Regions from separate parts of the Mus musculus genome. Here all the other regions are linked to region 1. Evidence: chromatin loops called from intact Hi-C (ENCODE). Cell type or tissue: heart. All regions are shown on one strand. Each heading gives the region's core, and the rest is flanking DNA. Links, peaks and the distances in the headings are about the cores only. Region 1 holds the start of Kif13a (kinesin family member 13A). Region 2 holds the start of Nhlrc1 (NHL repeat containing 1). Region 3 overlaps Kif13a (kinesin family member 13A).

What was found. Hi-C counts contacts between places; a loop is a spot of excess contacts. Peaks named below come from ENCODE experiments on the same cell type or tissue, not always from the same donor. Only the 100,000 strongest peaks of a DNase experiment are listed, where the experiment ranks them.
Region 2: it touches region 1 in a loop (6-fold over the local background); 16 of 42 quality-filtered maps call a loop at or near these places.
Region 3: a loop joins it to region 1, with 5 times the contacts of the local background. A loop is called at or near these places in 14 of 42 quality-filtered maps.

What each region holds. Positions count from the first base shown.
Region 1 is chr13:46,924,833-46,934,962 of GRCm38, reverse strand. Kif13a (kinesin family member 13A) reads left to right here and starts at 5,245. Exons shown (of 38, transcript NM_010617.2): 1 at 5,245-5,396; 2 at 5,657-5,747. The coding sequence starts at 5,342. In heart, for the core only: CTCF peaks have their summits at 4,765, 4,975 and 5,852; DNase peaks (open chromatin) are centred at 4,452, 4,972 and 5,612; H3K4me3 peaks cover 3,639 bases; H3K27ac peaks cover 3,104 bases.
Region 2 is chr13:47,010,679-47,020,808 of GRCm38, reverse strand. It overlaps Nhlrc1 (NHL repeat containing 1), which reads left to right and starts at 5,959. Exons shown (of 1, transcript NM_175340.4): 1 at 5,959-8,252. The coding sequence starts at 6,030. The coding sequence ends at 7,235. It also overlaps the pseudogene Gm5790. In heart, for the core only: a CTCF peak has its summit at 3,305; DNase peaks (open chromatin) are centred at 5,928 and 6,858; H3K4me3 peaks cover 1,332 bases; H3K27ac peaks cover 917 bases.
Region 3 is chr13:46,834,107-46,844,236 of GRCm38, reverse strand. All of the region lies in intron 4 of Kif13a (kinesin family member 13A), which reads left to right. Among named protein-coding and RNA genes, the nearest start is that of Gm22960, 63 kb to the left of the region's middle. In heart, for the core only: a CTCF peak has its summit at 5,509; no DNase peak of the experiment used is centred there.

The DNA of each region.
Region 1 (10,130 bases), core at 2,587-7,586:
TAAACAACCTATAAGGAGGACTTAGGGCGTTAGAGGTTTGCTGGCTTCATTGATTCTGAGTCTATGGTGAGGTAACCATCGTGGCAGAGATTGTGTGGCAGAGCAAAGCTGGCGGTGGTCACAAAGCCAAAAGGAAGGAAGATGGAGGCCTGCATTCTAATGTAATCACACCTAGGGTGCCCAGACTTCTTTCTGCTAGTCTCCTAAAATTTCCATCAGGTCCCAATCTCGCCACCAGCGTGGGGACCAAGCCTTCAACACATGGGGTTTGGAAGCTATTCGAGATCTAAACTCTATGCAGAGAGGCCATAGAGGGAAAGCGAGGTGAGAGGCCCTTGTTCAGCTACATCGCCCCTCCCCCAGCTGTTCCAGCTCCCTCTGTACGCACTGATGATAAAACTAGAGCCGGACCTCCTCACTACTCTCTGGAGCTGGGAGGGCTGCGGTGACTGTCATTTAGAGTTGCTAAAGTTTGGGCGGAGTGGGGGTGGGGGTGGGGGAGTGGGGTTGCGGGGAGCAGCAGAGCTGTTATGTAACATCACGTGCTGATTCCCAGAGGTCTGCAGAGGAACGTGAACCTGCAGATACCTGAAGGATGTGTTGTGTGAAGAGACAGGCTGGAAGTGTAGAGCTGTGACGAACAGCACTGAGAGCACCAGTTGAGAGTTCTTGAGGGACAAATGTGGTTCCTCACAGAGGCCTTCTCTGAGAACGGAACGTTCAAACGAGTCACCTGACAGCGGTATGCTTGGAACTGGAGATTCAAGTGGAAGATGCAGGGCAACTTTGGGGGGTACGGAAGAAGAGGTGAGAAGGTTTTCAAAGACACACTGATACTCTTAAAAGCCATAATTATTTTTATTATGTTTATTTTCGTGTGTTTTGTGTGTGTGCGTATAGGCACATGTGATAGAGGAATCAGTTTTCTCATTCCATCATGTAGGTCCTGGAGATGGTACCTAGGTTTTCAGGCTTGGCAGTAGCCTGTATATATATGTATGTTTGGTTTCCAGCTGCAGCATGACAGCCCAGAACTGCCAGAGATGCTGGTAACACCAGTTCCAGGGGATCTGATGTGTTATCCTGGCCTCCTTAGCCCCCTTCACTGATGTGGAATGCATGCACAAATAATAATATACATATATACATATAAATATTTTAAATAAATATATTAAATTTTAGAATCTAGTATATATGTAGTTTATGTGTATAAGTATTTTGCCTGTATGCATATAGGTGTACCACATGCATGCCCAGTTCTTGCAGAGTTAAGAAAAGAATAGCAAATCCCCTGGAACTGGATTTGCAGATGTCTGTGAGTCATCACATGGTTGTTAGACATCAAACCTAGATCCTTTGTATGAGCAGTAAATGCTCTTAACCACTGAGCCACTTCCCAGCTTCCCCAGACATACTTCTTTTTTTTAAATTAATTTATTTTTTAAAATTTATTCACATTTCAAGTGTTATCCCCTTACCCTGTTCCCCTTCTTCCCAGAACCCCCCTACCCCACCCCACCCCCAGCGCTTCTATGAGGGTATTCCTCCAACTACCTATTCTCTCCCACCTCCCTGCCCTCTATTCCCCTACACTGTGGGACATCTATCGAGCCTTCATAGGACCAAGGACCTCTCCTCCCATTGATGCCTGACAAGGCCATCCTCTGCTACATATGCAGTATACTCCTTGGTTGGTGGCTTCGTCCCTGGGAGCTCTGGAGCAGGTATAAGTGATGATAAACTGGTTCTGAAATGCACGTATTTAGTAAACTCTTTGACGGGGTAAAAAGTAGATGAGGCTCTTCAGGTCCCAGAAGGCTGGCGGAGTAGGAAGGGCCATTTACAGTGGAACTGTTTAACCAGCCACACTTAAACCACACCCCTCCCACCTTAAGACCTCTCCTTATCCACTTAGGGTCTTTCCTAATTGTGCATTCCTCTGCTTGCTTCACGCCTCACATCCTGTGGCTTGCTAAATCACTCCACTCTCATCTCCACAGTAAGCACCCTGCCTCCAATTTGTTTCTTCTGCTCCATTTGCAATACTGTTGACTTTCTTCAGGCCATCGTGGCCTCTCATCTGGAAGCCTACAACGGTCCTCTCAATGGAGAGAAGACTGCAAATGAATTAAAGAGACGCTTCCCCGTCATATTAGTTTGAAACTCCAAATAGTCACTGACTTCATTTAGAACAGATAGACAAGTTCTCAAGAACTAGAGGCATCGATGATGGGGCTAGGCTTAAAGTCCTGGGTTCAATTCCCAGCGTCGCTAAAAACTTCCATGATCTAGTACAGAATGAGAAAGAACATAGACATGGGTAAGGAGGAGTCTCTCTCTCTTCTTTTTTTGAGATCGGGGTTCTCCTTCTGCAGCTTAGGTTGCCTTAGAACTCTCGGTGATCCTCCCGCCTTAGTGTCTGGAGTTCTGGGATTATAAGTGTGTTCTACCATGTCTGGCTTCTTACCCTTGTTTCTTAAAATTGTCACTGTATAATACTATAAACACGGTGATATAAAACAATCAGAAATATATTTGTTCCCCAGACCTCCTAGGGGCCAGACTTCCAAACTCAAGGTGCTAGCAAAACCACATTTCTCCTGGAGACTCCAGGGAAGAATTCCTTCTTGCCTCTTCTAGCTTCTGGTAGCTCCTAGCAGTCCCCTGCTTCTGGCTGCATCTGTCTAGTCTTATCTTCTCTCTCCCTGGCTTCCTTCCTGCATATGTGTGTGTCTGGACACCACCCCCCCTTTCACAATAGCACTAGTCATTGAATTAAGAATGAATTCTAACCCAGTATGACTGCATCTTATTTCTGCAAAGACATTATTTTAAATGAAGTCGTACCCACAGGCTCTGGGGGAATAGAGCTTCAATGTATATTTTAAGGATTTATTTTCACTTTAGGCATATGGATGTTTGTGTGAATGTATGTATGTCTGTGAGCCTGAGGAGGCCAGAAGAGGGTATAGGATCCCCTAGAACTGGAGTTACAGATGGTTGAGAGCAGCTGGGTGCTGGTGTTCCTGAAAGAGCAGCAAATATCCTTAACCCCTGAACTGACTACTGACTCTCAGCCTCTTGGATCTCTTGGATACACACACACACACACACACACACACACACACACACAATTTTATTTTTATGTGTAAGGGTATTTTTGCCTGTACATATGTCTGAGCATCATGTGTGTGTACAGTGCCTTCGGAGGCCAGTAGAGGATATAGAATCTTTAGGACCAGGAGTTACAGACGATTATGAACTGGTTCCGTGAGATGCCTGGCATGTAGGTGCTGGAAATTGAACCCAGGTCCTCTGTAAGAGCGGCGTCCATTGCTCTTAACTGCTGAGCCATCTCTCCAGCCCTGGATGTATCTTTTTAAAATACCCAACATTCTAAAATTGCAACTGTTGGAAAGTGCCAGAACAACAATTTAGCATAGGGAAGACACCTTGCTTATTAAAGAGCTCTGGAAGAAGCAGACAAATTTTGAGAATAAGAGGTAATATTCAATAGAGCCAGCCAGAGGGATTTAAAAAAAATACAAGAACATACATAATCAAAGAATAGAATTTTAATTTCCTGGCTGTTGGATACAGGAAAGAGTATATATAGGAAGTAAAGCTAGGGAATTTAGTAAGAGGATGTCTCAGTAATCCAAAGGTGAGAATCGAGCCTCAGGGGCCTGTGAATCCTGTGGAAGAAATAGCTCGGGGCCTCTAGCCAAGAGCCTACAAAACTGTCTGTCGTGTCGTGTGTGTGTGTGTGTGTGTGTGTGTGTGTGTGTGTGTGTGTGTGTGAGAGAGAGAGAGAGAGAGAGAGAGAGAGAGAAATATTTGAAGAGCGGAATGAATGGAGGGACAGAGAAGGCGGGTAGCACTAGGAACCCAGGAGGCAGACTGCTGTATGACCCTCCGAGGTGACCTGAGTTCGTTGGTCGCCAGAATCAAGGTGAGAGAGACTAAGGAACAGCAGCGGAAGCACTGCTTCAAGTCAGGCTTCCTGGGAGCCGGAGGTGTGACTCAGTGGTACAGCGGTAGACCGCATGTGCAAGTCAGTCGCATCACGGGGCACCAGTTGGTGACAGACGGAATCCCTCCTATTTAGACCACCTGCTACACGTGGTTTACCATAATAAGTATCTCTCCTCCCTCAGTGTGGCTTCTGGAGACCAGAGCCAGCGAAGTTGTTCCTGCTTGTGTGTGGTCTCTACAGTACGGCACGCAGTAAGCACCCCATAAAACTCCCCATAAAGCAGTTCGTGAATGAGTGAATTTGGACCTTCATGCCATAGTGAGATTCCCCACCGGATCCAAACTGTTAAGACTTGGAGCACTTTTCAAAAACGCCTTGGCACCACGGAAGCGCCGCCCTCAAGCACTTGTTGAACCAAACAGAGCAAATCCGCTTCCTTCGGTTCCGCCCAGGCTGGGAGGTCTGGCTTTGGCAAAAGCGCGGATCGCGCTGCTGTGCCTTTCTTACGTAAGAGTTAATGAACCCTCCCGGCCATCTAGATCCCTCCCATTACAAGGGCGCAAGGGAAAGAAAATGAGCGCCGTATTTACAAACACACGGTTTTGGTGGTCCATTGCAAATTCATGTCTAGCCTTGGCTCCCCACAAAGAGCTTCCAACACCGCGGCAAAGCTCGGTGTGGGGCGCCGAGGGGCGGTGCGCTGTGGATGTCAGTGGAGGCGGAAGGATAGCGTGGATTAGGCCTGCGCACCCGGCACCCTCTCCAATGCCCCCCAGACCGCCCCAGGGCCCCGGCTGTGAGGGTGACAGCGGCCCCTGAAGGTGACTCGAGCTCCAGGAGGTGTCTGTGACGTCCCCCGCAGGCTCAGGAACAGGGGAAGCCAGGGGCTCCTTCTCCAGGCCCAGCAGCCCGGAGCCCGAACGCCTTTGCAGAGCGTCCCTTCCCGTGTCCCGGCTGCCCTGAGGCCGGAGACGCTCGCCTTTGTAAAGCGCCCCTTCCCGGTCTGCAGCGGCCTTACAGCCCGGGCGCGGCCCCCGGAGCGGAAGATGGCGACGCTGCCCGGCTCCCGGCGGCCGCGAGGGGCCGCGGTGCTGCGCGCTCGGCCCGGCCCGAGCGGCTAGAGCGGCGCTTGGGCCCGCGGCCTCCTCCCGCTGCCGCGCCCCGCCCCGCGCCCGCCCCTCCCCGGGCCCGGCCGTGCCCCGCGTCGCGCTCCCCCGGGATGGCCCGCGCGCCTCGGCGCTGCGTCTCGGAGCTCTCGGCGGAGCGGCGGCGGCCGCGCTCGGGGGGCGCGCGGCTGCTGCTGCGGCGGCGGCGGCGGCGCGGCGCTTGAAGGGGCCGCGTCGGGCGGAGCAGCGCGCCGCCAACATGTCGGATACGAAGGTAAAAGTTGCCGTCCGGGTCCGGCCCATGAACCGAAGAGGTGAGCCGCTCTCCCCAGCTCCTTTTGCATTTCTGCTCCGGCCGAGGGCGGGGGGCAACTTTGCAAACTGCAGGGCGGCCGGGGATCGGGGACACCGGTGTGGCCCGGCGTGGCCCCGGGTGGAGGCGGCGCCCAGGCTCTGGCCGCGGCCACTATGTGCCCGGGGCGCCGTCTCCCTGCCTGCCCGGACTGAGCCACGCGCGCCGGCTGCGGCCGCGGATGCTCCACTTTGCAACATCACCCTGCCCCTGTGCTTTCAGAGCTGGAACTGAACACCAAGTGCGTGGTGGAGATGGAAGGGAACCAGACGGTCCTGCACCCTCCTCCTTCCAACACTAAGCAGGGAGAAAGGTAAATCCCATCCCGGCGGCTCCTGCCAAGTTTGAGCCCGGAAAAACCGAGTGCGCTCTCCCATTGTTAGCAAGGGTGGCTTCAAGTTTGTCCCACGCTCATGCGGAAAGCGGTTGCAAGTGCAGGGTCCCCTCCCCTCCTTGTGCCCATCACTTCTTGTCCCCTCTCATCCAGAGCGATGTCTCCCAGGCAGGGAACCCTGGCCAGAGTCAGCACTCTGGCTTCCAGGCTCCTAGAACGTGAAGGGACCGGATGGAGATGTGTAGCCCAGGCCACATCTTAACACCTAGGAAAGACGTTATCTGAAGCGTGCAAATGACCAATCCAAGGCCTTATTGATGGAGTTCAGCTCCAGCGATTCTTACGTTGTTTGCCCCTTTTCGCAGAACTGCTTAGGATGTTGTATATGAAATGGGGGCTGGGAGCCTAAGAAATCAAACACCCAAGTACAAGGCTAGGGTCATTTAAAATCTGTATGTAGGTTGTTGGAGGTGGTGAGTTGAGATGGTGTCTGAAAGTAATTCGGGAATTTTGATTTTCGAGGAAACAGACAGAGTGCTGATACGGAGCTGTTTAGACACTGGGATGGGGGAATGTTAAAAGGGGCTGCATTTTCTAGATGGCAAGGCATTTGCATTTGAAAAGTCCTGACTGTGGGATCCTTATTAATTCTACTGTGTTCCATGCAATGGTATGGGAAAACGCCCTAAAATAGTGTGAATATTTGGCATTTTTATGGTAAGCCCCTGAGAAGAAATTGGTTGGGATTCATTCGTTATGGCATTGTAGGACCTTATAAAAATAGAAAAGAAAACCGGGATTCCGATTCGGCTTGGAAATGAGTACGAGTTTGACCCTGAAAGTCACCTGTTGGTTGATGAGCTCCATAATGAGTGGATTTTTGCTCTTTAAAGTTTCCCTGAAACCCAATTGTGAGTAGGGTTTGTTACTTTATTGCTAAGCGAGGCAGCTGCTTCCTTCTATAATCATACCCCACTGCAGCCCAGCCTTGCTAATTTTGGGGGTCAGATTGTTATGAGGGATAAGAATGGGGAATTCTTTCCTTTTTGTATTGAGCCCAGAGTGCTCCATTGACTTCGCAAACATTCTGCATTTCCTAGCAGATAGTCACTATAGCAGATTCTTATACTAACTTAATGGCTAAGTTATCTTAAAGATGTGTATAGATCTTTACATACAGTAATGGATGTATCCTTGGACAGTATTTTTGGACATGTTAAAATATTTTACAGTATATGTAGGCATATGGATAATAGTATAAAAGGTATATTTTATGGTGGGCATTAGTAAATTTGTTGAATAAACTAATTAAATAAGTGCCTATGCCATATCACTATTTTATTTGTCTTTCAAAGCTGGATCTTGTCATATTATTTCAGAAGACTATCTCTTTGGCTCTGGTTCGCCAAGGCAGCCTGGGGGGAACAGGTAGACTATTTTAGCTTCTCCTAGGAAGCCAAGGCTTCAGTTTCCCCGGCTTGGTGTTGCTTTTCAACCCCCCCCCCCCGCCCCGTTCTTTTAATACTTTTAACCATATATGTGTTTGTTGTACATGAGTGGGTGTGTCCATTCATTCATCCATTCATCCACTCATTCATTCATTCTGAGCTCCAGGGTATGGAGCCCAGACCGGTAGGCAGGGTAGGCATGTGCTCCCAACCAATGGCATCTGCTCTCCTTGTCACTCTTAAACCCTAGGGAATGCCACTGTTGCCTGCTGTTGAGTGAGGTAAAACCTTGCCATTTGTCTATAGGAAAAGCTTTAGTTTGGTGGGATTTGAAGAGAATTGATAACTCTGGCTAGTCGGTGGTAAACACTAAAATATCACATGGTCGTTCCTTGGGCCGCTGTGTTAGATCCTTTTAAGTGAGGACCCGTGGAATGTGACCTGGACATTTATCCGTTGGCGTGCTGACTCGGGTAGACCCCTATCCGGAGCTGGAAGAATAGGACTGAACTGTGGGGTGCTCTCTGGTTGTGGGCTGACAGATGGAACTCTTCTTCGTGTGATTGACCGGCCCTCTCTGGGTCTGGCCGTGTATTCACTGGCCGTTCGGTTTCCAGACCAGAGAGGAATCAACACAAGGGTGCTCCGTTCAGGTTAGGACGACCGTCTTTGCCAGAAACGAAGACACCAAGTACATTTTGATGTCCACTCTGTAGCTTGGTTTCGTATTTCTTCATGGAACTTCCCCTTAAAGCAACAGTGCATTTAAAAATAGAAACAATTCCTCCCTTGGGCTGTGGCTTGGTAGTCACAACTGTGCTTTATGGTATATTTGCAATTCATGTGTGCCGTCCGTGTTTTTTTGGATAGAGCTTGGAGCAGGGCAAGGGTGAGTGTGTAGAATATCGAGACCGTAGTGAAATCTTCTGGGAATTCTTAGGTCTGAAAAGTGAGAGGTCCTTAAATAAATGCTGGCAACTTGTCAGATTGAGAAGTAGTGTTTTTCTGAGGTTGCAAAAGATTGCCCACGCATTCAGAGATGCTCAGAGTTACTGGGTCAAAGTCTTCAGTGTTACCAGTAAGAACAAGGTGGAGTAAATCCATCGACTTCTAGGAAAAGAAACAGGCTTTGCATTCATACCTTCTTTTACGGGACAGCGTTAGTGAAGACTGAAAGATCAGACGACTTCTCAGACTAAAGATGTTTGTCTTGATGCTGAAATCCCAGCATTAGAACGCTGCATAGGTCCAGGTTCATAGCCGATCCACGTTTGGTCTGTCAATCTACAATGCTAAGACCCACATGATTTGTTCCTTGTAAAACACGTAGCATTGTTCTTGGGCGCACACAGAATTCCTGTCGGTCCCAGGCTTGACCAAGGGAACCGAAGACAACTGCAAATCGGCAGTTATGCCAGAGGCCCTCGCCTTGGAGAGCTGTGGGAAGGAAGAGGAAAAATATTTTCAACGCTCTGTGGTAATCGCAGAGGTGTGTGCTTGGCCTTTGTGTACACTGTATCATTTGTAAATCTCCCACTTCTGTCTTGCTGGAGACTGTGTACTCCCTGAATGAAGCCAGGTACCTTGTGTTGATTCCCCTTGTGCCCGAGGCCCCATACAGCGCCTGGCGCATAACAGCTGCCATATGACGAGAACACAAGGAGCTATAGCTGCCACCCACGGTGCAGGTGCGGAGGCAGCTGGCTGGCATCGGGCTGCTCGTATATAGGCTCACTTTGCAAGGGTGAGGTCAAAGTCCTTTATTAAGGGAGGTGGAAACATTGCTGCCACAGATCACTTCCGGGCAGTTCTCTGTGGCGGAATGTGCGGTGAGGAGTGGGACATGCTGACGCAGCAGTTTACCTTGGGCGCAGATTGAATGAGAATCCCGTCTGCCATATGTGTGGGGTGTGTCGTGCTGTATGCCATGCAGAGTCGTCTTCTCAACCCTGCTGGCAGCATCCCTCCCCTCCCTGTTCTCTTTCCTTCCTGATTTTGTTTCACTTATTTGCATTTTATGAGACAAGGTCTCACGCAGCTCACACTAGCCTTGAACATGCTAAGTAGTAGCAGCTGTCCATGAACCCTCGACCCTCTTGCCTTTGTCTTCCAAGTGCTGGATTACAGGCCTGTCTCTCTCTCTTTACCCATTTATTTATGACTCCTTTTTCTGAAAGTATATGAACATAACTGTACATACACAGAGAAGCTTATATCTTGCTTTGATATCTTTTAATATCAATATAGGAAGACACATTTGTTTCTTTACATTTACCCTGGATGATAAGAGCAGTCTTTAAAGATACAGGTCCTGCCGGGCAGTGGTGGCGCACGCCTTTAATCCCAGCACTCTGGAGGCAGAGGCAGGTGGATTTCTGGGTTCGAGGCCAGCCTGGTCTACAGAGTGAGTTCCAGGACAGCCAGGGCTGCACAGAGAAACCCTGTCTCGAACCCCCCCCCCCTCCCCCCGCAAAAAAAAAAAAAAAAAAAAAAAAACCAAACTTACGTTCCTTAGGAGATATTGTTATAATTTTGTCAGTAAATTGGAAATTAAGCATCATAGTGAAGTTTGCATCTATTCTCAGCCAAGAAGGTAAAGGCCTGGGATCCCAGACCTCGGAAAGTGGGAGACCTTTGAGAGCTTGTGGCTAGCCTGATTTATGTAGTGTGATTCTGACAAAAAAGAAAAAAGAAAAGAAAGCTGGAAATGGTAGCACAGGCCTTTGGTCTGAGCACCTAGGAGGCAGAGGCAGGACAGTCTCTTCCAGTTCGAGGCCAGCTTAATGTACAGAGCAAGTTCCAGGACAGCCAGGGCTGTTACCCAGAGGGCCCCTGTCTTGAGAAACAACAGCAACAACAACAACAAAGGCAAACTGAGTAAAACATAGGCCTTAGTAAGGCGTCATCAAAGTTG
Region 2 (10,130 bases), core at 2,921-7,920, 86 kb before region 1:
AGCAAATTTTTTCAGCGTGTTTATCATGCATGTTATGATTTGGATGTGAATTCTCTCAGTCTGAACACTTGGTCTCCGGATGGTGGCACAGTTTTGGAAGTTTCTGGGACCTTTAAGAGACGGGGCTAGCTGGAAAAAGTAGGTCACTGGGGGCAGGTTTTAATGTTTTGTAGCCAGGCCTGGTTTAACCCACGCTCGCTCTGCTTCCTTTTCAATGACAGTGAACAATCAGATGCAGGACATGCCAACTACTTCAGTCTCAGCCTTCCACAATGTCTTCCCTCAAACCACGCCCCAGACCCGCCCTCCTTCCTTAAGTAGTTTGTGTACATTAGTAAGAAAAGTAACTAGTTTGATTATGGGAGGGAGGTGTGGCATGCGAGTGTATGCATGCATGTCCAAGCAAAGTGGAGAGACAGAGAGATACACACAGAGAGACAGACAGACGGGGAGAGAGAGAGAGAGAGAGAGAGAGACAGACAGACAGACAGACAGACAGACAGACATAGAGACGGAGACACAGAGACAGAGTTTTTTTTTTTTTTTAAAGAAAGATTTCTGGATGCTTTGTTTCTCAAGAGAGGGTTCCTCCTAGTAGCCCTGGCTGCCCTGGAACTCATTGTGTAGACCAGGCTATCCTCGAACTCAACTCTTTAATCCCAAGTGCTGGGATTCAAGGCATTTGCCATTACTGCCTGGCTCTGGATGCTTTTATTAAATCTGTCTTTAACTCATACGGCTCCTGCTTTCTACCGCGTGTCATCTAAGGTTTTATTCCTTGCAAACAGATTACAAATCCACTCGAGTTAATAATTGGCTTGGGGGCTGGGGAGATGGCTCAGTGGTTGAGAGTGCCGCTCTTCTGAAGGTCCAGAGTTCAAATCCCAGCAACCACATGGTGGCTCACAACCATCCGTAACAAAATCTGCTGCCCTCTTCTGGAGTGTCTGAAGACAGCTACAATGTACTTACATATAATAAATAAATAAATTTAAAAAATAATAATAATTGGCCTGGAAGAGGATTCAAGTATGTGAACCTTAAGCATGGTCACTCTGCTTTCAGCATACAGTCCCCATTTCTGACTTTGTATAACTTTGATATGTAACATTTTAAAAAATCTGCCTGAAAATCTGCTGCGTGCTGAAGAGCGGGTAGCCATAAGAAGCAGGGTTTGGCTTTGGCTTTGGCTTTGGCTTTTTGGTTTGTTTTTTTCGAGACCCAGTTTCTCTGTTTGGTCCTGACTGTCCTGGAACTTGCTGTGTAGACCAGGCTGTCCTCAAACTCACAGAGATCTGCCTGCCTCTGCCTCCCAAATGCTGGGATTAAAGGCATTTGCTACCACTGCCTGCTGCAGTATTTTAAAGTAAGAGTTGAGCATTTACTTATACTTAAATGATACAAATAACCTGCTGGGAGCTGGTGCAGTGACTTGGTGGTTGAGAGTAAGCACTGCTCTTCCAGAGGACTTGAGTTCAGTTTTTAGCACCCATGTGAGACAGCTCACTACTGCCTGTAACCCCAGGTCCAGAGGCTCTGATACCTTCTTTTTTTTTTTAAAGATTTATTTATTTTATGTATTAGGAGTACACTGTGTCTTCAGTCACACCAGAAGAGGGCATCAGATCCCATTACAGGTGGTTGTGAGCCACCATATGGTTGCTGGGATTTGAACTCAGGACCTTCAGAAGAGCAGTCAGTGCTCTTACCTGCTGAGCCATCTCTCTAGCCCCTCTGATACCTTCTTTGTTCCATCATGAATACCCTCACATAAGTGGTACACACATACATGCAGATAACACACAGCACATAAATAAAAATTTTAAAATAAATGTTAAATAATAATGTATGAGGTTTGGGATATAGCTCAACGGTAGAGTGTTTTAGTGTATGTGAGGCCCTGGGTTCAATCCGTAGTACCACAAAATAATCATAATATCTGAAAACCTGGAAAGTCTAGCAGGGACAAACAAGGACAAACAAGGGCAACCAAACCCTTGCACTAGAGACATCACTGCAAAGAGGGGAATGCTTTCTCTTCATCTTTTCTGCCTTTTTTTTTTTAAAGATTTATTTATTGTATGTATGTGAGTACACTGTTGCTATCTTCAGACACACCAGAAGAGGGCATCGGATCTCATTACAGGTGGTTGTGAGCCACCATGTGGTTGCTGGGAATTGAACTCAGGACCTCTGGAAGAGCATCTTAGCCACTGAGCCATCTCTCCAGCCCCCTCTGGTCTGCCTTTACATACTTGTGATCTTACAAACACATGCTCTCACTACAGGCCCCATGGTACATCTCTATTGCCTTCCTCTCAAGTTCTTCTGACCTTCTGAGTGATTAAATATCTCTCAAAAGCAAACTTTTTTTATTATTATTATTATTATTATTATTATTATTATTATTATTATTATTATATTTTGACCCATCAGTGTCAAACTCTAGCATGGAGTCACCTACCTAACCCAAGGTCTTTATTATTTCTTTATTTGAGACTAGGTCTCCCTATGTAACCTTGGCTGGCCTGGAACTTAGGAAGGAATGACTGCTTTTACCTCCCAAACTCTGGGATTAAGGGTGTGCCCCGTCTCATCCGAGGTAAGTCCTTGTACACTTCCTCCTGACCTCCGGGTGAATGATGGCATTCACCCGGCAAACGAAGTGCGAACCTGTGAGGCCTGTGCTTGGTGCAGTCCAGAGTTGAGCAAAACCAGAGGTAGAACTCAGTGTGTCCCTTCAGGGACAAAAGCAATAGAAAGAGATGAAGACAGAGCGCAAGCTTTAAGATGGACCAGGCTGTCAATCAGACTCTGTATCCTTGATCCGACAGAAGAAAGACCAGGCTGTCAGCTTAGGCTGGTAGAGACAACAGAGCAGAGACTGGCGGGTTCCATGGGATGGAGGCAAAGTCTGAAGATTAACATTGCCAAGACCCCTAAACTGTGGGACTCAGACCTTGGTTTTGTTTGCTATTCCTGAAGCTGGAAGCTTTGCAGAGCTGAGAAAAACCTTAACTGCCAATCACATGCCATCCCTTTAACTTAATATCTGGGCTGGCATAGTAGCAAGCACCTGTAGTCCTAGGACTAGGATGGTACAGGCAGGAGGATGGTGAGTTCAAGGCCAGCCCCAGCCTCATAACCAGCGTGAAGCCGACATGAGCTGACCCTGACTCAAAACAAACAAACAAACAAACCTCCTAGTTAAGTGCTTTATAGTAAACCCCAGGAGAAAACTGAGTGTCTTTGCTGCAAAGCTGCCCAACCTAGCCAGCAGTGCTCATGGTGTAGTGCCACCTGTAGCCTCTCAGAGGCAGCAAAGGCCTGAGAAGGCAGAGAAGGAGCTTCAGCAGGCAGCAAGCCTTTGGACATCTCTAGAGGACACAGCTCAGCTGCAGTCAGCAATGAATCGGGGTCTTTGAATAGTTTGGGTGCAATGCTGGAGCGGAGACGAGTTAGATACAAGTAAGGGATCCATCAGGGTCAGTCTGGGAAATACCTTTAAAAGATGACACCTCCTAGGACGGCTCTGCCTTTGTCATGATCTGTGTGGGAGCCACCAGCCCCACTTGTGGAAGTTAGCTTATCTGAATTAGATAGATGCACACTGAAGGTAAAACACACCAGACTTTACTCACTATACAAAATGAGTGTTAAAATGTCTCCATTCATGTTTTCAGGTGATTACAATGTCCAAAGGATGGATTGGACACAAAGAATTCAACTAAATTTTGTTTTTCTTTTCAACTTTTTAAAAGTGGGGATACAAGGGAATTATTTTAAAATGTGGGTTTCCTTACATTTCTGTTGCACAAGACTGGTTCTAAAAATAGTCCAGTTTTGTATCCAGACTGTGTTTCCCGAGTTAAAAACTGTTTCTGAGGGGCTGGAAAGAAGGCTTAACGTGAGAGCACTTGCTGCTCTTGCAGAAGACTTGGGTTTGAGTCTCAGGATCCATATTGTGGCTCACAGCCATCTGTAACTCCAGTTTCCTGGAACCGACAGCCCCGCTCCGACCTCCTATGACACCAGGCATACTGTAGAGAAAACACTTATACACAAAAAGTAAAATAAATCTATTTTCTTATTATTTCTGAGGGGCTGGAGAGGTTGCTCAATAGTTACATAACGCTGGCTGCCCAGTCTGGAGAATCCACATTAGGAACCCTCCCACATTCAGTGGCTCACACCTGCCTATAATTCTAGCTCTCGGGTATCTAACATCCTCTTCTGGCCTCCAGAGGTTCACACAGACGTCCACACAGACACACAGACAGCCTCGTGCACACACACTAATAAAAAACAGTTTTTTTAAATTACTAATAAAAAAACTTTCTATGAGATATTATTTTAGTTGGTGTCTTATTTAGAATGGAAATGCATTTTGAAATCATAGTATCAGCTTGGTTATTCTGGTCTAACATTCAATCTCTGAGATATGTAGTAGTTGATTAAAAAAGAAAAAAAAAAACTGCTTGTTTTCCTTGGCCTTCCAAAGAATTTCTCTCTCGAAGAGTGTTAACACAGGCTTGAGTCCTCCAGTTTCTTGGAAGTCTATGGAACAAGAGGGTAACCAATCATGATCACAGCCTTTTTGTGAATAAGAATGTTCTAATACATGGTTTTGGCCAGCACCTTGTTCATGTAAGACAGTTAACTCCGAAAATGAGAGCTTTGAATACCCCCAATGGATTTCGGAAGATTATACTGACCATAAGATTAGGATACTTCCACGATCATCTTTATTGTCAATCATTTCTCCAGTTTTGAAATATTTCCTATACTTATTTATTTGCAGGTGTATATGTTTATGTGAATGTATCTCACACGTTTGCAAATGCATGGAGACCAGAAGGGGACTCTGGATTCCCTGGAGCTGGGGTTACAGATGGTGCGGAGAACTGAACTCATGTCCTCCAGAAGGGCAGCAAGCACTCTTTACCACTGAGCCATCGCTTCAGCCCCTTTACTTTCAATCTTTCTCGGGATGGAAGGCATTGCAGGGAGGAACCGCTGGCTCGAACTTACCTGTACGTTATAATCCCCTTCACAGTGCCCCTCAGCCCACACTGGTGCAGTTAAGCCTTTGCCAAGGAGACTCAAACATTTGTCATACAAAACCATATCTGATGATCAGTGAGATGCCGTGTAGTCAAACTGCCTGCCTTCCAATCACGGCCTCCATGAGGCTTAAATAAAAGTGAATGAAAACCACTTAAAAGAAGGCAGGCACGAGCGAATTCTATAACTGCTACTAACTAACAAGTTTTGTTGTTGTTGTTTTGTTTGTTTTTGAGACGGGGTCTCCCTTTGTGCCTCTAACTGGCCTGGAACTCACTATGTAGACCACCATGCGAGAAAGCTAACAGCTTTCAAAATATCCCTTCCACACAAACCCACTTCACAAGTATTCTTTTGTTTGTTTTGGTTTGGGGGTTTGTTTTTTTAGGCACTGTAGCCTAGGCTGGCCTCCAACTAACCACCAACAGCTGTTCTCCTGTTTCTGCCGCCTGAGTCCCGGCATCACAACTATCACACCCAATTCTTTGACGTCTACGTAGCTACCTTCTCACAAGAAGGAAAAAACACAGCAGAGAGGAATGCACATCTGCCCCTTGAAGTTATCTTCTTTCTTGTGTCTCTGTCTTCAGAATCTTACTATACAGAGACTAGGAGCCATGTCTTGTTCCTGTCTAGCCCTGGTACCCACCTCCCAGCGAAGCTGACTGGCAGTCCGTTTGGGCACCATCCCTGAGAGACTAGCTGTCACTTACAGGAGGACACGGAGAGACCCACTCATCACACCCCGCCCCCACACCCGCTGACATGTCTCAATCTTTAATCCTGGAATCTTCCACCCGTGACGTGATTATCCCAGGTCTGCGCACGGCGCATGCGGACGACTGCGTCGTGCGTCCGCCAGGGGGTGGCAGTGTGCGCCCTGCGTCAGAGCGCATGCCCCGCTCCGTGACCGTGACCGTGGCCGTGACTGAGGGCTGCGCGGAGGCAGCGGAGCAGCGGGAGCAATGGGGGAGGAGGCGACGGCGGTGGCAGCGGCTGGGGTGCGGCCCGAGCTGGTGCGGGAGGCGGAGGTCAGCCTGCTGGAGTGCAAGGTGTGCTTCGAGAGGTTCGGCCACTGGCAGCAGCGGCGCCCGCGCAACCTGCCCTGCGGCCACGTGGTCTGCTTGGCCTGTGTCGCCGCTCTCGCGCACCCGCGGACGCTGGGCCTCGAGTGTCCCTTCTGCCGGCGGGCCTGCCGAGCCTGTGACACCAGCGATTGCCTGCCGGTGCTGCACCTCCTGGAGCTCCTGGGCTCCACCCTCCACGCGTCCCCGGCTGCCCTCAGCGCCGCCCCCTTCGCGCCGGGGACTCTCACCTGCTACCACGCCTTCGGCGGGTGGGGGACCCTAGTGAACCCCACAGGGCTTGCACTGTGCCCCAAGACCGGACGGGTAGTGGTCGTGCACGACGGGAAGAGACGGGTCAAGATCTTTGACTCCGGAGGAGGAGGTGCACACCAGTTTGGAGAAAAGGGGGACGCAGCGCACGACGTGAAGTACCCACTGGATGTCGCCGTCACCAACGACTGCCATGTGGTTGTCACCGACGCTGGCGACTGCTCCCTCAAAGTGTTTGATTTCTTTGGCCAGATCAAGCTGGTTGTGGGAAAGCAGTTTTCCCTGCCTTGGGGTGTGGAGATCACCCCTCACAATGGGGTCCTGGTGACTGATGCAGAGGCAGGGACTTTGCACCTGCTGGAAGCGGATTTCCCTGAAGGGGTCCTTCGGAGGATTGAGAGGTTGCAAGCTCACCTATGCAGTCCCCGTGGGTTGGCAGTGTCATGGCTCACGGGGGCCATCGCGGTCCTAGAGCATCCTTGTGCCTTTGGGAGGACTGGCTGTAACAACACAAGGGTGAAGGTGTTCAACTCCACTATGCAGCTGATTGGCCAGGTGGATAGCTTCGGGCTGAACCTCCTCTTCCCCTCCAAAGTAACTGCCTCTGCTGTGACCTTCGATCACCAAGGAAACGTGATTGTTGCTGACACCTCTGGTCCAGCCATCGTCTGCTTGGGGAAACCCGAAGAATTCCCAGCCCTGAAGCCTATAATCACTCACGGCCTCTCCCGTCCTGTGGCACTGGCCTTCACCAAGGAGAATTCTCTTCTTGTGCTGGATACTGCATCCCATTCTATAAAAGTCTTTAAAGTGATGGAGGGCAACGGAGGGTGATGGGGATCCTGAAGCCAGGAGTCAGAAATCTTGGTGTCATTGGGAGTGAATTGGTCTCACCCATCCATCCAGACAGAAGTAATGGTAACTGAATGGCAAAAGCAGTTACTAAGGCAGTTTTAAAAGACTAATAATTAAATTTGTCATTCGGTGAATGCCTGTTCCCGTGTTAAGAAATTTGCAGATCTTAGCCTGTTTGCTTCTTAACACACAGCGATGTTAATTCCTATTATCCGTCCACTTGGGAGATGAGAAGACAGACCCAGAGCATTCAGTATGGTTTCTTTAGAGTTGTATTCACTGGGACAGTTGAATTCAGTTCTGGCTCCAAACCACTTGCTCTTAGATATGATGTTAGATGTCGTCAACAACAACAAAAACTGTGAGCTGTGTCTTATGTATGTATGTTCTCCTTACAAGTGGGTAACTGGTAAAGTGCACAAAGACAAGAAAGGGGTCTTCATGGGGATTTTAGGAGAAAAGGGAAGTTGTCCATCACCTTCAGCTGTGAGCTCCCCCAAAGGTAGAGTAGATAGCTTATTACCAGTTCCAAGATTTGAACAAGAAACAAAGTTGAGCTCTTTCCTTATAAGGCAAAGGCTGCCAGGATGATAGTGTGTGCCAGAACTCCAAATCCTGAGAAGTGGAGGCAGGAAGTTCAATGCAATCTGCAGCTTAGCTACCTAGTAATTTTGAGGCTAAGCTGGACTAGTGTGTTCTCTCTCTCTCCCTCTCTTTCTCTCCCTCTCTCCCCCTCTTTCTTCTTCCTCTATGGGCACTGGGAACTATCCCGCAGTGATAATTTGAGAAAAATCTGCAGAGCCACTGCCTGCTAGCGTCATGGGCATATGAGACTCGTGTTAATTAGATCTTGCCCCAGCACATTGATGGCAGAAGTGATTTTGTTTGGTGTGGTAAATCTCTGACGCCTGAAGCACTTTGTGATGGAGGCTTTTCTCTGTGTAATTTGAAATGTGATTCAAACACTGTACTTAATAAACAGTCTTCGTCCTTTTAGAGTGCTGGAAACGTGTCTTGAATGGAAGCACAGCCTTGACAATGTAAGGGCTCCTCAGTGCTGTAATTGAGGGGAGGAGTGGAGAATATTTGGGGTGAAATGCTGATCCTCTCTATTTTTTTTTAAGCAAGCACAAAAATCTTTGAGTTCAGGGATGTTGGAATTATACCAAATAACTTACACCTCTGGGGCAGCATGAAAATGTTTTCTGGGGATGCTTTTGAGAGGTGAGAGTTTGCTTTAGATAAGAACTAATGTTGTGTCAACAAAATGATATCCTTTTATACAAAGAGGCTGTTTGGGGACAAGGTCTTGTACATCTTGGACCGACCTTGAACATGCTCTGAAGCTAAGCCTGACCTTCACTTCTGATCCTCCTGCATCCATCTCCCAAGTGCAGAATTAAAGTCAAGTACCACAACACCAAGGGTTCTGTGGTGCTGGAGGTAGGTAGAACCCAGGGCGTCATACATGCTAAGTAAGTGTTCTACCAACTGAGTTACAGCTAGCTCTACAAAGATTTATTTTATTTTTTATTTATTTATTTATTTATAGACAGGGTTTCTCTGTGTAGCCCTGGCTGTCCTGGACTCACTTGTAGACCAGGCTGCCCTTGAAAATTCAAGAGATCCGCCTGCCTTCTGCCTCTCCTGCCTCCTCTGCCTCCTGCTTCCTCTGCCTTCTGCCTCTGTAGCACTGAGATTGAAGGCACACACCACACTCAGCCCCTATGGTTTTAATAGAGACACTCACTGAAGTATGACTGAAAGTGTCTTCCAAAGGATACGAATGCTGACATCAGGAGCCCAAGGTGAAGGCCTAGCTGCCATGCCATCCCATTAAAGCCTGTGTTTCTTTTTAAATTATTACATACATTTATTATTTATTGTATGTATGTTCACACATGTGCCTGTGTGCATGTACACATGCCATCATGTGTCGAGGTCAGAGGACAGCTTGAGTGACACGCCTGTTCTCGTCTGCTACCATCTGGGTCTAGGGTACTTAACTCACATCATCAGGCTCTGTGGCAAGCATCTTCACTCCCGAAACATCTCCTCCCCTGCCCACACTGTTGCTTTAACTGATTCCATCCCAGAACATCAATAGTAACATTTTGGGCACTGCTCAACACCACTGGTCCTCTAACAGGAAGCCCAGTGGTTGAATTCTTCTCCCTCATCCCGATGCCCTCGGCTGGGCATTGTAGCACACACCTAAATCCTAGCACTATGAGACCAACCTACATAGTTAGAGCCTGCCTCAAAAAAAAAAAAAAAAAGTCAGATAAATTATCACCATAGACCAGTAACTTTACAGCTATTTTAAATATGTAACAGCAAAACTTAGATAGCAACTGTGGATTGATCTTACAGTGTTTTATTTCAGAACCATTACATTTGGATAATGTTAGTGTCTGTTGACCCAATTCAAAGATTTGAGGGGGGCAGGGCCTGCACGCTTGCGCGAAGGACTGGGCAGCGGTTGCCGCGCCCCTCCCCCGCGCGGCACTCAGTGCCAGGCGGGAGGCGGCAGCGGATGGATGGAGGCTTCTCGGGGCTTTGCAGCAGGGACTTCGGTGGCGCCTCAGGCACCCGGGCTCTGACACGATGCGGCGAGTGGTGCGGCAGAGCAAGTTCCGGCATGTCTTTGGACAGGCGGTGAAGAATGATCAGTGCTATGATGACATCCGCGTCTCCCGAGTCACCTGGGACAGTTCCTTTTGCGCCATCAACCCCAGATTCGTGGCCATCATCATAGAAGCAAGTAGGGGAGGGGCCTTCCTGATGCTCCCTCTGCACAAGACGGGACAAATTGACAAATCCTACCCTACAGTGTGTGGCCACACAGGACCAGTGCTGGACATAGACTGGTGT
Region 3 (10,130 bases), core at 3,061-8,060, 91 kb after region 1:
GTTCTTCATGTCGTCAGCAGGAACACTGATGTTGGCTGCTCAGACATCATTAGGGTCAGCCTGTGTTGTACACAGTGCCTGCTGTTTTGAAAGCCGCTAACCAAAGAAACACAGCATAAGCCCCTTCCAGGTCTGATTTCGTTTTCCTTTACGGCGTTTTATCAATTGTCTCACACGTGTGACCATTCTAGAGAATCTGCTTCATCAAGATCCTGAGCGTCCTAAGTCCTTAAGATCAACAATTCTTCTTATTAAAGAATTTTTTATTAAAAATAAAGAGGAGGAGAGGGGGAGAGGGGAGAAAGGGGACACACACACACACACACACACACACACATCAGAGAACAGCTTGCTGGAGTCAGATCTCTCCTTCCGTTAAGTGGGACTCAGGTTGTCTGGCTTTGGCAGCAAGCCCCTTTATCTGCTGAGCCATCTCAATGACCCAGAAACTCATTTGTTTAATTAAAGTATATAATCACAAAGACATCCATTTGATATAAACCAACTTGGAACCCAGTACGACTGACTCTTTATAGATCATACCTCAACTGGTAGAAGATTTGGGGATCAGGCTTATATCAATAAAGGTTATTGATATCTGTGAATCTCAAGAGCTGGACACGAGTGAGCAGTTCAGTTCAGGAGAATTCAATTGGTAAAGATGCCCAAAATATGAATGAGCAAGTTATGAACTTTAAAGTAGACATATATGTTTATTTACATTTATAGCATATATTTATTATATAATGTGTCTTTTTCTCTACCCTACCCCCAGGCCCCTTTTCAATTTGGGGACAGGGTCTCGTATATCCCAGGCTGACTTCCGACTTGCTGTGTTTGAAGCTGAGGGTGACTTTAAACTTCTAACCACCTTGCTTCCACCTCCCAAGTGCTGGGTTCTAGTCGTACACCACCATGACAGGGTTCATCTGCACTGGAGCTGGGACCCAGGGTGCTGTGTGCACAGACACGCACAGCCCTGCCTCCAGATATCCTTTTAAATCCTTCCTCACCCCAACTTTTTCATGTTTCCTTTTTCTGACCCAGAAACAGTTTGACATAGCTGTGTTCAGAGGGGCAGATAACTGTCACCACAGTATAAAATACAGTCCACATACCACATTCCTTCCCGGCATGGTGTTGAGCCTTTTGCATGTGTGTATGTGGGGGCAGATAGAATGACCAGAAGGTAGAGTCAGATAGGAAATACTGTTGTCCACATTTCACAGAGAAGAAAAATAGAGGTTTGGGAAGGTCCTGCTACCTTTTATAGGTAAAAGCAATGACCAATGTGAATGGAAACAAAAACAGGGATACATTCTATGGATGACGTAAAAACAGGGATACATTCTATCGATGACATAAAAACAGGGATACATTCTGTCGATGACGTAAAAACAGGGATACATTCTATCGATGACATAAAAACAGGGATACATTCTATCGATGACATAAAAACAGGGATACATTCTATCGATGACGTATGGATTCGACTCCTGTCCTGGACATGTCTCGTCTCCCTGAGCCCTAGAGTGGTTCTGTTAAGAAGCCGTGGTGTGGGACTGAGCTGGGAGTGTTAGTACCTGAATCTTCTCTCCAGACAGATGCTGTCCAAACTCCTGAGCCCAGGTGCTCGGCTGAGCACTATTTACACATTTCCCCAAGACCACCACAGCCAGGAGCTCTCGAAGGGACAGAAGCTTGAGCCGGCTACCTTACTGGAGAGAATCATTGTCAAATGCTGTCAGAGCTGAGGGACGCTTCTTTGTCAGCAGCCATTCGTGTGGAGACAGGCTCCCCAGTCGATCTTGCTTTCTTTGCTCCTTGGCTCTCTTCCCTGTGAGTCAGCCACTTCATCTAGAAATAACAACAACAGAAACGGCCAGCTCATGCCAGCCCTAGCAGTGTCCCTGGGTTGGAAATGTTGTCTGGGTAAGACACTCCCTACCATGGTACAAGTAACACTTCCCTGAACGGCCATTCTGATAGCACTTGGATGCCACAGTGGAAAGTGGCCTGAGGCTTGCTTTCACTTCGTGGCCCAGTTTCTCAAGTTCTCTTTACCAGGTCCCTTCACAGTAAACTTCTGAAGTTGATTGAAAAATTAAAATTTGCACCTCCAGGTGTAGGCTTAACGTCTTTGTTCCTTTATCTGAACTAGAGTTTGGTTTCATTCAACTTAAATATGGCCTGAAGTCTCTGGATGTGAGAAATTTTGTGAGCTGCACTCCCCACGCCAAAGGCCTTTGAGGAAGGAATTTGCTTAAACCTCATTCAAATAAGGCCTTCTTCTCCCTTTGAGGTATGCAAGCGAGACCTGTCCATTCTTGTACTATCCAGGTGCTCAGATTTGGATCTGAGCCCCTGCCAAGTTCAGAGTCATCAAAATTACTGTGGCTGTCAGCCCTGTGTAGAGGAGAAAGCACCTTCATAAAGAAGCAGGGCTAGGAGTTGCAGCTCACAAATGCACAGCCAAGCTCCTGCCAGCCCAACTCTAGAGGGAAAAGAGATGAAGAAAAGAAGGGGCTTAAGAGATCAATTTGATCTCGGGTTGGGTTTGTATTGGTTAGCTTCCGTAGCTATAGGGAACCTGAGATCAAACCTTACATAGAGAGAAAAGCTTTGGAGGCCTCAGTTCATGGCTGATTGGCCCCATTGCTTTGGTACTGAGATAAAAGACAGGGTATAATGACTGGCTGCAAGGTAGATTAAAACCTTTAACCTCAAGGTCAAGAAGTAAAGAAGGGAAAACTGGGGTTCTAAGTCTTCTTCATGCGTACCCCCAATAATCCAAGGATTTCTCTACACACTTAGGTTCTTACCATCTAAAAACTCCACTATTTCCCACTAGTACTACCCTGGACAGCAATCTTTAACTTGTGGGACTTTGGAGACATTAAAGACCTAAGCTATAACATCGTTCCAATCTTAGATCCTATACTCTCCCACGTAGAAGTATATTCTGTTCGTGGAAGTCTATACTGTGCCGCACCCTGCTGAAGAGTTCTATCCACTCTGCTGTGTCCATGGTGGTGCTTTTTTTAAATGTGGATTATAAACAACTTGGACCATACCCTCTTTCTTCATTATCCTACTTCCTAGGCCCCGGTCCATCCTGTCTGTTCCGTAGGTAGATGTTGGACACAGGACTTAGTTGTCTTTTCCCTTGTTCCAAGTTGACTCCTTTTAGTGCATTGCTGTCAAGACCCTGAATTGTAAAGACCTAGCATGGTGGCTGGGAGGCCGTTACTGCTGTTCCCAAGGGGTCAGGTGACGCCCACGTAGGGAGACCTGGCGGTGTTGGTTTTTCAAAGATCCGTATCATCCGTGACTCAGTGTTGGGTGACTCAGCTTGCAGAGGTCCCACACAGGAGCTCCTGTTACTGCTCTGACGTCGTGTTGCATGTCTCACTGGGCATGCCCGGGTTTTATAACTTGTCTACATGGTCATCAGAGATGCGATTATAAACCCTGAAGGAAAAGGGCGTCTTGGCCATGCTTATTAACAGTGAGGTCAGATGCGGCATGCCCTGTGGGTTCACTGCAGCGGGTGTGTGAAGCTCAGGGCGGTCTCCAAAGATGCCTCCCTGACACGGGTTCTGCCAGGAAGCCACGGGCCTCTTGGGTTGGGCAGTCTTGTAGCTTTGCTCTGTCTGTCTGGGTTGAGAACAAATACCCATAGATCCTCCTGTTTCCCACAGGACTTCTGAACCTCCCTGTAGGCCTTTGCCTAGACAAACAGCACTCCATTCTGCTTGCGTGTAAACTGTAAACTGTAATTGGGAAGCATTCAGGGTGGGAATATTGCATCTTTTATGAGATCTGCCCAGGCAGTGTTTGAATTCCCTAGTTCCCACCATGCAGCATAAACAGCTGCCTTTTGTGTGTGTGTGTGTGTGTGTGTGTGTGTGTGTGTGTGTGTGTGTGTGTGTGTGAGCCAGGGTTCAGAAGCAGCGGCTAAGTCATTCTTTCCTAGGCTGAGAAAGGTTTTTTTAAAAATACGGACATGAACACGACAGAAGGTTTTTTTTAATGAAAAACCCTCGCAGCTGGGAATGGAACTCAGTGGTTGAACACTTACCTAGCATGTAGGACCCTACGTTTAGCCCCCAGTACTACAGAGGGGGAAAGAAAGACCTTCATTCATCTGGGTCAACCATGGGTCTTTGTGTGGGTCTTTGGGATGTCCAGTGTTCTAAGACAGAGCAAAGAAGCGAAGCCATCCCTGCGCTGCCTGCAGAGACTGTTGTTGATGAGGGCAGAGTCTGCTCCACGGATACATGGTACACTGTGAAGATTTGGTTAACCGTTGGGATCTTGACTACGTTCACAGCTATTCTTCCTGTAATAGTGATTCCCTGATGGTGACTGAACAAAAGAATTGGTTGAGCATAACTGCAGCCCAGGGCTCATGCATTCACACAGCGTCAGGGTGGGGAAATAATGAGAAGTCCATAGAATTGGTCCCATTGGCTTTTTTACTGCTGCTGTTCATTATAGCGTGTTCTTTCCCACTGCAACGTTCTATCCTAATGTTGCAAACGATTGGGGACTAGTTTGCCTATCCTGGATCCTAGCATGCTCCCTCTCTCTCTCTAATGTGAGAAACACTCCCTCCTTACATTTATCAGTGAGACCACAAAGAAAGCTATGAAAAAAAAAAAAAACAGGCAACAATGATTCCTTTCTGAGGACTGCTGTCCACTGTCTCATCCTTTTTACTGTCATCTTTAAAACTAGGAAGCTGTACAGAGCTCTGGCAAGACAGAAGGAACGGTGACTAGCTGGTGACTTCCTTTTTTGCACCAAACTAATGACAAGATGATACTCATTGTAGATAATGACTAAAAACCATCTCAGGCTCTTCGCTAGCTAGGCACAGTGGCTGGTGCCTCTGTGACCAGCCTGATATCCTGGTCATCAGTCAAGTGAAAGAGCGCTCAGCATTTGCCACTTTAAGACATGAGGCCTTCCCAGAGCCCCTCCACCAGGGAGAGGCAGGACTCACAACTAAACGAAAATGTGAGCAAACTCCCGTGTGAAAACTGTGTGTGAAAACTGTGAGCAAAAACTGTAAAGGAAAGAGAAAGGATTTGAGTATTACAAGTTTTGCTTTTAGGGCTGGGCAGTGGTGGCACACGCCTTTAACCCCAGCACTCAGGAGGCAGAGGCAGGCAGGTGGATCTATGAGTTCGAGGCCAGCTTGCCACAACAGCCAGGGTTACCTGGCTTTAAAAAAAATATATATATATATATATATTTATGTTGTATATATATGTGAATTGGTTCTTTCTTCCCACCATGCCAGGGTTACCTGGCTAAAAAAAAAATATATATATATATATATATATATATATAATTACGTTGCATATATATGTGAATCGGTTCTTTCTTCCCACCATGTAGGTCACAGGGGACAAAGTGGGGTCATCAGATGGGAAGTGCTGTTACCTGCTGGGCTATTGCTGAACTTGCTCACTGCTGCCATCTAGCTATGCTCTTTAATATCTGAATATGAAATAACAAAACTGTTGCATGACAGAGTTGGGAAAAATACTTGGAACATGTGTGATAGGCCAACAGTTAATGTCTTTAGCATATATGATAACATGTATGATGGACCAACAGTTGATGTTTTTAGCATGCATTCAGGAAAGAAGCAAGGGAGGGGGGTGTACCAGCCAGCTTATAAAGTGACTCAGAACTCAGACAGCCTATTTACTTAACGTTAAGAGTAAGTGAGCTGGGGCTGGAGAGATGGCTCAGGAGTTAAGAGCACTGGCTGCTCTTCCAGAGGTCCTGAGTTCAAATCCCAACAAGCACATGGTGGCTCACAACCATCTGTAGTGGGATCCGATGCCCTCTTCTGGTGTGTCTGAAGACAGCTACATTGTACTCATATAAATAAATAAGTCTTTTAAAAATGGGGTCTTCTTCCTTCTTGACCTGGCCTAGTCAGGATAATGAGCAGCAGTGACGGGTGTCAGAGAGAAGGCCTCGTGTTTAATTTGGGGAATCCCTGCAATGGCGGTCAGCAGGAAAGTGTAGGAAACTGTAAATCCTGGGAAATGAAAGCGAACGGAGATGTCTGCAGGGTGGGGCTGGGATGCCTATATCAGAATCCTAAGATGGCCAGCTTGGTGTTCACATAGGGGCCGCTGAGATGGCTCAGTGAGTAAAGGTGCTTGCTGCCAAGTCTGGGAAACTGAGTCTGATCTCCTGCCCCACGGGGTAGAGGACGAGGGCTGACTCCTGAAAGTTTACCTACCTGCATGCATGCACATGCATACACATACATACTCACACACTCATATGTACACACACACACACACGATAGTTGAAAATATATATTAAATAAGAGGTTTTTAAAAAAAATGTTCACATAGATGAAGGAAATACTCATTATTTTTGTCTTAAAAAGAATAAGTTCTCTCTGGGATGTGAAGTTATAATAAAATGTATTCCGGTCTCTCAAGGAACCTAGCTGTAGATTTCTGAAAACACATAAGCTTCACAGTAATTCTTTCTATTTTACTGTTTTCCTAGTTGCATCTTAGTATCGTTACTTGCAGATGGAAGGGAGAAAAAAATTTTCTTTCCAGAAATACACGAAAACATTCGCTTTATGCATTTATGTGTATAAACACTTATAAACACACGCGCACACATTTGTTTGCTTTCCAAATTTCTCTCATATCCCACTTATGAATGAAACTTTATTAAATATGAAAAGCCACGGGGCTGATGGCATGGCTCAGCAGGTAAAGGTGATTGCTGCCAAGTCTGATGACCTGAGTTCAAGTCCCAAACCTCACAGAATGAAAAGGTGCGAGAATTGTCTCCTCCTCTGACTTCCACACATGCATCCACACATCCACACATCCACACATGCATCCACACATCCACACATGCATCCACACATCCACACATGCATCCACACAGCCACACATCCACACATGCATCCACACATGCATCCACACATCCACACATGCATCCACACATCCACACATGCACCCACACATCCACACATGCATCCACACAGCCACACATCCACACATGCATCCACACATCCACACATGCATCCACACAGCCACACATCCACACAATAGGTAAGTGTAAATGTGACAAGCTCGGGTTATATTCTGTCATCAAACACGAATGTGTGACGCATGCCTTATGCTCTGTAGAGCTGCAATGGGCCTTGACATCATAGTCTAATAGTTGAAGCCAGAATGAGAGATAAACAAGGAAACACACAAACGAAGCTCCAGATAGGCTCTGAGAGTTTAAGCTCACCATGGAGACCAAGAGCAAGAGCGGCTGATTGATCACCAGTGTCCGAGGCCTGAGCTCCTGACTGGCTATATTCACCAGCGACGAGGTCTTGGCAGATGACAGTCTTTCTGACCCCAGTCACCTGTCATCATATTTATAGGTCACCTGCCATACCTGTGTATCTAAAGTTAGAATAGAAATCTATAAAGTGTGACTACAGATAAAGACACCAACTGGATAGGGAAGCCATCTCTTCCTTCTTGGCATAAATACAGGCAGACTAGTTCCTGGCTTGAGAGCGGGACAAGGGCCATCCTGGGCCTCAGCACAAGCTCACTCCTGTGATACAAACTCACCCCTGTGATCACCACATTTCCCCATTCATGAAGATAGAACCCTTGTGACCTACCTAGTGTTTTCTTAAAGGGCCCTACCACCTCTTGATACTCCTGCTCCGGGGGTCCAGTTTCCAGCCAGTGAACGCTGGGGGACAAGTCCAAGCCCTCACACTTACATCAGCTACTTTGCTTGTTGTGTGACCAAATGCCTGACAGAAAGCCCCTAGTGGGGAAAAGCGTTTATTTGGCTTGCAGTTTAGGGGGCTACATCCATCATGGTGGGAAAGGCATGGTGACAGGACGTAGGGGGGCACTGGTCACATGATGTTAGAAGTCAGGAAGCAGAGAGAGGTGAGTGCTATGCAGAGCTTGCTTGCTTCTTTTTACTCTGCCCAGGAGATGCTGCTACCTGGTACACTCGAGGTGAGTCCTTCCCTCCTCAGTTACATTTTTCTGGAAATACCCTCACAGGCACACCCTGAGGTGGGTTTCCATGGTGAGTCTAAAGCCAATCAAGTTGATGAATGCAAACCAACCCAGTATTCTTGGTTTTGTTCCCCAAGTCTGCAGAATTGAAGTTGTGGATTATGGTCCAGTAGCTAGAAGTCCTGTCCCACCTGTCCCTGCTCCTTCCTAGGGAGTGTTTGACCAGTGTGGAAGAGCAAACGGGATTGCTATGGTCATCTGCTTGGGCTGATACAGCGTTAGAGTGGGCTTGAGTCTGGACCACGGGCAGTTCTACCAAGCCTGAGCACAGCTGAGCTTACTCTGCATCCTGCCTAGGCCAAGGCTTGACTCAAGACTAAGGCCTGGCCTGTCTTTTGAATCGGAGCCCAGAGTGCTTAGAGAGTAAGGAAGGCCCCTTCAAAACAGGAGAAAATACTGATATTCTTATGGGGGGAGATCAAGAGCCTTGTAGCAGACTGCGACTTAAGAGCGGTATTTCAAGTATGTGTGTCAGAGACAGTGACGCGGACAAGCCATGCTGTTGGTGGCTGTGTGCACACACACCTCACAACGCACTGTGTGTTTAGACAAGGCTGTTAAAATTCTGTTTGCTTTTAAAATCTGTGGGTGCTACCAACGTGTCAGGAGGAAGCGCTGTACTGGATGGTAGGTGTTAGAAAGGGAGAGGAAAGGCGATGTAAATTTGGATTTTTTTTTTTTTCGATTCATTTTGCAAACTTTAACCCGCCCCCTTCTCTCTGTGTGGGTGACTCGTGCATTATAATGTCTAAGTCTTTACATAGTTACTGTGGCATGGCTTTCCCCTCTTCAATAATGTTTCTTGTTACAATTGTTGACACGTGTAAGTACTTTATTTTTTATTTTTAAAGTATATGCTTTTTCATTCTGGAACGCTTACATTTAAGGCATACAATCTCATGCTATTGCTGGGTACTTAACTTGGCTGCAGGTTCTAGCATGTTAAACAGTGCTGCCAAAACATCTTTGACGAGGTCATGTGAGGAGAGCAGCTCAGATATGCGCGCACAGTGGCTCAGAATGGAGTCTTACCCCCTTCCCGTCCGGCTTCCTTTCATTTTGTTTTATCTGTATGAGTGTTTTGCCAGCATGTGTGTCTGTGCAGCGCTTGCATTCAGTACCCAAGGAGGCCAGAAGAGGGCAGTGAATCCCCTGGGACTGGAGTTCCAGTTGTGATCTGCTCTGGGGTTGCTGGGAATCAAACCAGGGTCCTCTAGAAGAGCAGTCAGCGCTCTTAACCTCTGAGCTCACTCCAGTCTCGGGTTTCCTTTCAAATGGCCTCTTGTGATGATTCTCTCAGCAGAGGTTTATAAGCGACGCCTACTTCTACAGCTCAACAATATTTGACGTTGCCAGAATCTCACTTTTTGGCAGCCCCGTGATTGAAGTGTCAGTTCTAGTCTCTTGTGACAGGTTTTGAAGCGTCTTACTCTGAAGTTTGGACGCACTGCAAGGCAATGCTGAAACCCCATCCAGCCTCCCGTCAGAGAGAAACACGCCACCAATAGCTCGCAGTTGGTTATGTTTGAATGTGCAAATATATGGAGGATGAAGCAATTAAACTGACTCCCATCTTTCAACAGATATTTATTAAGCACTTTATACTAGGCACTGGGATTACAAAGATAATGAGATTGCCATCTCTGACATCCGGGTGCACTCATTCCAGAGCTGGAAATAGTATATAAGCCAGTAGTGCCTGCAGATGCTGTGGGAGCGAATGTTCTAGTAACCAGGGGGAAGGAAGTATAATGTAATTCTCTTCATTGTCTGATAATCAATGTGAAGAAAGCGCATGCCACCTTGAATGTTTATTAAACATGTCATAATTATTCTGTCCCACTCCATGATAGTGTAGGTCATGGTAGAAGCCGCAGGAGCTGAGATTGGCTAGGGTTAGTGAAAGAGAAGTTGCCTTTGTCCTCCTGCAGGAGCACAGATGAGGTGGATCTGTGAACTGGTGAATGGCAACATCTTGGTTACTTTTTCTATTGTCCTGATCAAGTACCCTGGCCAAAGCAGGTCGAGGAA